Regions from separate parts of the Homo sapiens genome. Here region 1 is linked to region 2. A link is an interaction called in ENCODE POLR2A ChIA-PET data of the cell type or tissue named here. Cell type or tissue: A673. All regions are shown on one strand. Each heading gives the region's core, and the rest is flanking DNA. Links, peaks and the distances in the headings are about the cores only. Region 1 overlaps IQGAP2 (IQ motif containing GTPase activating protein 2). Region 2 overlaps IQGAP2 (IQ motif containing GTPase activating protein 2).

The links. Peaks named below come from ENCODE experiments on the same cell type or tissue, not always from the same donor. Only the 100,000 strongest peaks of a DNase experiment are listed, where the experiment ranks them.
Region 1: POLR2A ChIA-PET joins it to region 2 with 7 read pairs; 9 of 35 experiments call an interaction of 5 or more read pairs at or near these places.

Annotation. Positions count from the first base shown.
Region 1 is chr5:76,478,400-76,482,793 of GRCh38, reverse strand. All of the region lies in intron 2 of IQGAP2 (IQ motif containing GTPase activating protein 2), which reads right to left. Among named protein-coding and RNA genes, the nearest start is that of IQGAP2, 77 kb to the right of the region's middle. In A673, for the core only: no CTCF peak of the experiment used is centred there; a DNase peak (open chromatin) is centred at 2,643; H3K27ac peaks cover 892 bases.
Region 2 is chr5:76,548,926-76,553,319 of GRCh38, reverse strand. All of the region lies in intron 2 of IQGAP2 (IQ motif containing GTPase activating protein 2), which reads right to left. Among named protein-coding and RNA genes, the nearest start is that of F2RL2, 72 kb to the left of the region's middle. In A673, for the core only: no CTCF peak of the experiment used is centred there; no DNase peak of the experiment used is centred there.

The sequences.
Region 1 (4,394 bases), core at 274-4,273, 71 kb after region 2:
CCTCCACACATTTCAGTCAAGGCTACATTGAGCCTGATAATTTTATTTGGATAATGCTGCTCTGATAACCAAGGGGCTATATTTTCTATTGTTTCTGCAGCTGTACACAATGAATAACTGAGCCTTGATTTTCCTGTGGATAAAATTTGGACAGTGTTTGCCTGGGTAGAAAGAGAACATCCTTCCTGGCCTTTATAACAGTAGAGACTTTGTTTTTAGTCCTGGGTATTAACATGTCGATATTGGGCCACCCTCTTCCTTCTGTATGTACTATCCTCTTCTCCCTCCAGCACCACCCTTATGAAATTAGGTAGTGTGGGCATGTCTTAATTTAATTCCAATGACTCTAAAATAGGTGGCCAATCTTGTCACAGTCCATCAAGTCCTTTATTAAGAGAAAAAGACAAATGCAACATGGATTTGCTGCCATCAGAGACACCTACTGACCAAGAAGTAATTTTTCATCACCACTTTATAAGCATATATTTTGGTTATTTAACTTCAGGAACAAAGCAAGAGGCTATCAGAAGCAGAGGCTGAGGTGGCTGGAATCACCATTTCTTCTCTACAAGCTCTTCCTGCAAAGATGCCACGCTATCATCCACTCACCCTGGGAAAAGGTAAGGCAGGTGCACAGGACAGAAGAAAAAGAATGCATCCCATGCGCTACTTGTATTTGCGTAAGTACTTGGTGAGTTTCTCCTTTCTGTTGTAAATTTTTCCTGTTTCTCCTTTCTGTGGTAAATGTGAATATGGGAAGAAAACTAAGGGAGAAAAAAGTTAAGTGCACCTCATTGGTAAATTCTCTGTTTCTATTCTCTTAAAGCTTTAATTTGCCTCCTAATACATGAAACACAACCCTGTAACCTTTCTTGCTTCTTCCTGGAATAATCAGAAGATCCCTAAGAGGCTCCTGTTAGACTAAGGATCAAGAATGCAGGGCCTATTCTCTCCAACATGGCAGCTTCTAGCCCCATGTAAGTATTAAACACTTGAAGTGCAGCTAGTCTGAGCTGCAGTGTCCTGTAAGCGTAAAATACACATCAGTTAGTAAAGACTTAGTATAAAATAAAGGACAGTAGCATATCTCATTAATATTTTTGTACATTGGATCGGGTGTGGTGGCTCATGCCTGTAATCCCTGCACTTTGGGAGGCTGAGGCAGGCAGATCATCTGAGGTCAGGAGTTCAAGACAAGCCTGGCCAAAATGGTGAAACCCTGTCTCTACTAAAAATACAAAAAATTAGCTGGGTGTGGTGGCACACTCCTGTAATCCCAGCTACTCAGGAGACTAAAGCCGGAGAATTGCTTGAACCCAGGAGGCAGAGGTTTCAGAGAGCCAAGATTGTGCCACTGCACTCCAGCCTGAGCAACAGAGCGAGACTCCATCTCGAAAAAAAAAAAAACTTTTTTTGTACATTGATTATGTATTAAAATGACGTTTGGGATATACTAGGTTAAATAAAATACATTAAAATTATTTCACCTGTTTTTCTACTTTTTTACTGTGGCTAGTAGAAAAGGTAAAATTATACATGTGGCTCCTGTTATATTTCTATATAGAGGACAGCCCCGGTAGAGACAATATTGTCAGTTCCCATATAAGGCTGCTGCTATGGCCTGAATGTGTGCCCCCAAATTCATATGTTGAAACTTCATCACCATTGTGATAGCATTAAGAGGTGGATCCTTTAGGAGATGATTAAGTCATGAGGGCAGAGCTCTCATGAATGGGATTAGTGACCTTATAAAAGGGCTGGAGGGAACTAGGTAGGGCCTTATTGACCTTCCTTCCATCACTTCCACCAACGGAGGATGCAGCTACAAGATGCCATCTTGGAAACAGATAACCAGCTGGTATGGGACACCAAACCCACCAGTACTTTGATCTTGGACATTCAGTCTCCAGAACTGCGAGAAACAAATTTCTGTTCTTTATAAGTTACTCAGTCTCAGGTACTCTGTTATAGGGGCACAAGAGACTAAGACAGCTGTGTGCCCAGGGATGCACAAAAAATTCTCTCACATCCTCAGTCAAGGTACACCATTATTTCATTTACATGACAACTCACTTCTTTCCCCCTGCAAAATCCCCTAGGAACTGTAGCAGACATGGTAAGAATTGACACATTGGGGCTGTATTTGGGGAGACAAGATAACATACAGAACAATAATATGGAAGTTGCCTATGTATATGAGACACAAAAACACTGAGCTTCCTCCATCTGCTATTCTGTTATACATGACACAGAAGTGATATGGACAGTAAGTGCTAGGGGCGTTCAGAAGAAAAATTACCACTATTTGGGTGACCAAGAAATCTGCAGAGAAAAGATAAGCTCTGGGTTCATCTATGAAGACCAGGTAGACTTTAAAAGGAGTAAAATGATAATTGAGGGAGAAAGGAATAAGAAAACTATTCCAGAGAGAGGGGATTAGCAAAAGTATGGCTGCGAGAAAGAAGGGCCATGTTTGAGAGAAGAGGACCTCCTCTCCACCCAGTCCCTTGAGCTCAGCTCCATCCAGAACAGAGGGTATGTGAAATATGTGCCTTATCCCTCAGAGGACACATATTTGCTTCTCCCTGAGCAGGCTGACATTAATCTGAGGCACACAGACACCCCACTGAGTGAAGTTCTGAGGCAGAGAAGTCAAAGTCTCTGGTGACACTCCCTGCCCAGCCCCCACCTACACAAACAGCTCTGTGGGTGCGTAAAGTGGCACAAATGTCCCTTCAATTCTCTTCCTCCCACACTTAAACCATATCGCTCCTCCCTTCTCCTTGACTGAGCCTGACAACTTCTCCTTTGTTCTTTGTCATCATCCAGCCTGGGAGACACATCAGGAGTAAGAAAATAATACTCCATCTACTTCTTCCTTCTATCAGTCTCTCAAAACCAACACACACACACAGTTCTACACCACACACATGAGTTTATTTATAATTTGACTTAGCCACAAGACTTCTGAATATCATTTAAGTCTGCTGAACCTTTGTTAATTCATCCTTGAACCTGTCTTGTTGGTGTGTTTCAGATTGCAGGCAGTTCTGATGCATAAAAAGCCTACTTAAATCTATTTGTGCAGAACACATCGTCAGGGGTTGAGGGGCTCCATTTGCACAGAGGTCCTTTAAAATCCCTATTTCATAATGTCATCAGCACAGAGCAGCTGCTAGACAAACTATCCCACTGAAATGGAAGGGTGAGGAGCACCCGGTCCTATGTATTCAAAATTGTGAGAGGGATGGCACGTGCTCCCCTAAATGTCTGTGAGTAACAGAGGATATGTGGAATTCAGCCATTTCCACCACACAACACCTTGCTGCCAAGCACAGCCAGCTGGTCTGTGTTCCCCAAAGCGATCCATGCAATTGAGAATGAAAATCATTCAAAGGCTATCCAACAGAATCAGCGTCCCTCACAAAGCCTCTCTAGACAAAAGCACAGGGACAAGAAGCCTAAGCCAGAACTTCTGAGATCACAACACTCACTCAGGCAAAGCAACCTAGCACCCATTCTGCACAGGCCCCGTGCAAGGCAGTGGGGTACAGCGAGTGAGAATGTCTTCCTCAGGGAGCTCCCTGACTGCTAAGAGAGGACAACACATGGAGAAAGCTACCATAAAGCATACTATGCACAGTGGAAGCAGGACAGGGACCTGAGGCATAACTGAGGAGAGAACGATCAACCATGGCGGGAAGGCGGAGGCGGTGTAAAAGGGGTGAGTATGGGCTCCTGGGCCAGGCTCAGGAGGTGCCCTTCCATGATCCTGCAGGGAAAACGGAGCCTATGAAAGTTGTGAGCAGGGAAAGGCCTAACTAAACACCTCCTGGTTTCTCCCAGATGGTACAATAAACCCCAAGTATGAACTAGGTACAGAAAATTAAAATTAATGTTCTTCCTCCCAGAGATGCCTAGGAAGCAGCACCTAGTGCGGTCATGTATCACTTAATGAGGGAAATGTGTTCTGAGAAGTATGTCATTAGGTGATTCCGTCATTGCGCAAACATCACAGAGTGCACTTAAACAAACCTAGATGGTACAGCCTTCTACACACCTAGGATATATGGCCTATTGCTCCTGGGCTACACACCCATACAGCATGTGACTATACTCAGTACTGTAGGCAGTTGTAGCATGGTGGTATTTGTGTATCTAAACATAAAAAGGGGGCCCGGCCTGTAGCTGGGATTACATGTGCGCACAACCACGCCTGGCTCACGCCTGTAATCCCAACACTTTGGGAGGCCAAGGTGGGCGGATCACTTGAGGACAGGACTTGTGTCACTGTCCTTTAGGATAGTGAATGTGAAGCCCTAGGACATTACCGTACACTACTGTAGACTTTATAAACATCGTACACTTAGGGTATGCTAAATTATTTTTTTTCT
Region 2 (4,394 bases), core at 149-4,148:
CCTTAATATTTTAAAAATCAGCACATAAGACATATTCTAAAAGAATATAAGAATATCTGGACTTTGTTTTTATGTATAGCATAGTTGGTCATTTTCCACCTTCTGTGTCAACAGGCAGTAAAAGCATCAGAAGGACTAAGTTAAGTTCTCATGGCAAAACTTTTCATTAGCTGGAGGCCAATGCAAAACTGCCACCATGATTCCATTAGCCTTATTAGCCCAGGGGAACGTGGCTGTAGGAACCCACCCTGCAAAACTAAAGTGGGCATCTACGGGCCCCTATCTTTCTCTCATACAAAACTTATTTGGTTCACTCTAAGAAAGTGACATGAAAGGCTAATTATTTTCTTTAGTAAAATTTTTGCTTTGCTTTAAGAATGCTAATTATTTTCCTTAAAACACAGGCACACAATACCATGAAAAGAATCAACATATGACTTCAAGATCTAGTAGGAGTGGAACAGACTGCAGAGGACTTATGTCTCACTCTTCTCTTTCAGGGGGAGATGATATAGTATAATCTGTTGAGTTTGGCAAGCTTCCCCAAACTGTGTTCCACAGAACGTTGTCTCAGATGCTAAGAGAGACTGTTGCTAGAAATATGGACATGAAAGGTGATTCTAGTGAGATTTTAGACAGAAATGAGGAACATGTTATTAGACACTGAAAAAAGGCAATCCTTGTTATAAAATGGCCAAGAACATTGCTGAATTGCATTTTTGTGTTTTGTGGAAGGTAGAGCTTGTAAGTGACAACCTTGGATATTCTGCTGAGATTTCTAAGCCAAGTGTTGAAAGCCTGTTGTGCTTTCCTTGCCACTTTCCTTTCTCCTTACTGCTTCTATTAAAGTGCAAGAGAAGTGAGAGAAATTAAAGAAAAAATTGTTAGGCTAAACAAACCAGAACTTAAAGATCTGGAAAATTCTCAGCTTATCCATATTGCAAAAAAATGAGAATGTGTTCTGGAGAGGGCACCAACAGTGTGACTGGACAATCACTCCCTAAAGAGTGACAGTGGGACTCACAGATCTAATTGGCCATCTCAACAGAAGCCAGGAATAGAGACGGGGTTCTACCAGTAGCAGAAACACTGCTGACTTGGACTAAAGGGGACAGAGACAGGACACAACAGCAGCAGGCTTCTGAGATGCTACAGGATGGGACAATAGATCTATCTGGCTCTGGGTGTGAGCATGTATTATCCTTCAAGAAAAAGGAAGAATGGTCCCTAAAGCTACTACTCTCACCCCACAACGAAAGTGTTCAGGCCCAGGGGCGAGGAAGGCTCTCTTCCATTTCAAAGGGTGAGGCTCTCTCTGTCTCAGTGTGAGAGGGTGAGGCTGTCATTGTCCAAGGCCTCAAAAGCAAGGCTGCCACCTGGGGCCTTGAAGAAATTCTGCCAGTCCTCTCCCTCCCCCTCCCCTCCCCCTCCCCTCCCCCTCCCCCTCTCCGTCTCCCTCTCCCGTCTCCCTCTTTGCAAGGTCTCCCTCTGATGCCCAGCGGAGGCTGGACTGTACTGCCGCCATCTCGGCTCACTGCAACCTCCCTGCCTGATTCTCCTGCCTCAGCCTGCAGAGTGCCTGGGATTGCAGGCACGCGCAGCCACGCCTGACTGGTTTTTGCATTTTTTGGTGGAGACGGGGTTTCGCCGTGTTGGCTGGGCTGGTCTCCAGCTCTGGACCGCGAGTGATCTGCCTGCCTCGGCCTCCCGAGGTGCCGGGATTGCAGACGGAGTCTCGCTCACTCAGTGCTCAATGTTGCCCAGGCTGGAGTGCAGTGACGTGATCTCGGCTCGCTACAACCTCCACCTCCCAGCCGCCTGCCTTGGCCTCCCAAAGTGCCGAGATTGCAGCCTCTGCCCGGCCGCCACCCTGTCTGGGAAGTGAGGAGTGTCTCTGCCTGGCCGCCCATCATCTGGGATGTGAGGAGCCCCTCTGCCCGGCCGCCCAGTCTGGGAAGTGAGGAGTGCCTCTTCCCAGCTGCCATCCCATCTAGGAAGTGAGGAGCATCTCTGCCCGGCCGCCCATCATCTGAGATGTGGGGAGCGCCTCTGCCCCGCCGCCCCGTCTGGGATGTGAGGGATGTGAGGATTGCCTCTGCCCGGCCCCGACCCCGTCTGGGAGGTGAGGAGCGTCTCTGCCCGACCGCCACCCCGTCTGGGAGGTGAGGAGCGTCTCTGCCCGGCCGCCCCATCTGAGAAGTGAGGAGCCCCTCCGCCCCGCAGCCGCCCCGTCTGGGAAGTGAGGAGCCCCTCCGCCCGGCAGCCACCCCGTCCGGGAAGTGAGGAGCCTCTCTGCCCGGCCAGCCACCCCCGTCCGGGAGGGAGGTGGGGGGCAGCCCCCGCCCGGCCAGTCGCCCCATCCGGGAGGGAGGTGAGGGGCGCCTCTGCCTGGCCGCCCCGTGTGGGAAGTGAGGAGCCCCTCTGCCCGGCCGCCACCCCGTCTAGGAGGTGTACCCAACAGCTCATTGAGAACGGGCCATGATGACGATGGCGGTTTTGTCAAATAGAAAAGGGGGAAATGTGGGGAAAAGAAAGAGAGATCAGATTGTTACTGTGTCTGTGTAGAAAGAAGTAGACATGGGAGACTCCATTTTGTTCTGTACTAAGAAAAATTCTTCTGCCTTGTGATCCTGTTGATCGGTGACCCTACCCCCAACCCCGTGCTCTCTGAAACATGTGCTGTGTCCACTCAGAGTTAAACGGATTAAGGGCGGTGCAAGATGTGCTTTGTTAAACAGATGCTTGAAGGCAGCATGCTCCTTAAGAGTCATCACCACTCCCTAATCTCAAGTACCCAGGGACACAAACACTGCGGAAGGCAGCAGGGTCCTCTGCCTAGGAAAACCAGAGACCCTTGTTCACATGTTTATCTGCTGACCTTCCCTCCACTATTGTCCTATGACCCTGCCAAATCCCCCACTCCGAGAAACACCCAAGAATGATCAATAAATACTGAAAAAAAAAAAAAAAAAATTCTGCCAGCCCAATGGGCCTGGAGGACAGATCATCATGTAAAAAGAATTATTTTCAGGCCTTAAAATTGAACATAATTTGCCCAGCTAGGTTTTGGACTTGCTTTGGACCCATGACCCTTTTTTCTTCCTTCCAAGTTTTCCCTTTTGGAATGGAAATGTCTATCCTAAGCCTGTCCCCATCATTGTATTTTGGAAGCAAATAACTTGTCTGGTTTCACGGGTTCACAGCTGGAGAAGAATTTTTGCCTCAAGATGAATCATATACTTGAGTCTCTCTCACTTTGATGTAGATGATATTTAGATGAGATTTGGGACTTAGAATTGATGCTAGAATGGGTTAAGGCTTAGGTTGTTGAATGCAGGTGAATGTATTTTGCTGTGAGGAGGACATGAATTTTGGGGGTGCAGAGGGCAGAGTGTTATGGTCAGAACTGTGTTCCCCTCCCCAAATTTATATGTTGAAGTCCTAACCCCTAATACCTCAAAATGAGACTGTATTTGAAGACAGGGCCTTTAAAGAGATGGTTAAGTTAAAATGAGGTGATTAGGTGTGGCTACTGTCCTTATAAGAAAAGGTGATCAGGGCACAGAGAGCTCCCAGGGCTGAACGCTCATAGAGGGAAGACAGAAGGACATAGTGAAAGGGCCATCTGCAAAGCCGAGGACAGAGGCCTCAGAAGAAACCAAACACATTGACACCTTGCTCTTGGATTTCCAGCCTCCAAAACTGTGAGAAAGTAAATTTCTGTTGTTTAAGCCTCCCAATCTGTGGTATTTTGTTTATGGCAGCCTGAACAAACTAATACACTAGCTAAAACATCAACTCCCATCATCCTCTAAAATTCCTCACCCAATTTTCTCTTCACTGCATTTATTACTACCTGGCAGACTAGATATAATACTTATTAGTTTGACTGGCTCACTCAGTTAGACTGTGAATTCTACAATAGCAAGGACCTTATCTGTCTTGAGAGGCATCTAACACAATGGTTGAAAGCACACACACACACACACACACACACACTCCAGAGCTCGACGCCTGAGACTGAACCAAAGCTCTGCCACTTACCAGTTACGTGCCCCTTGGGTAACTGAATTAATCTGAGTCTGTTTCCTAATCTACAAAATGGGATAATAATAGAACTGCTTCCAAGGGCTAATAGGAGAAAAGCACTAGAACAGTGCCTGGCATATAGTAGGTACCTTTCATGGTAGCTATTGTAGTTTTTACTGCTCACCACCATATCCCAGACCATGCCCCGCCAATATGATTCACTGTTCACACCTGACCTTCAGCAGTATTTGTTTAGTTCAGCACTGTTTAGCCATACAGACTTCCTTGCGCAGGAAGTATGCCAGCATTTTGACTATCAAACATGCCTTCTTCTCCCATCCCAGTCTGTTGCACCCCCTGAACAA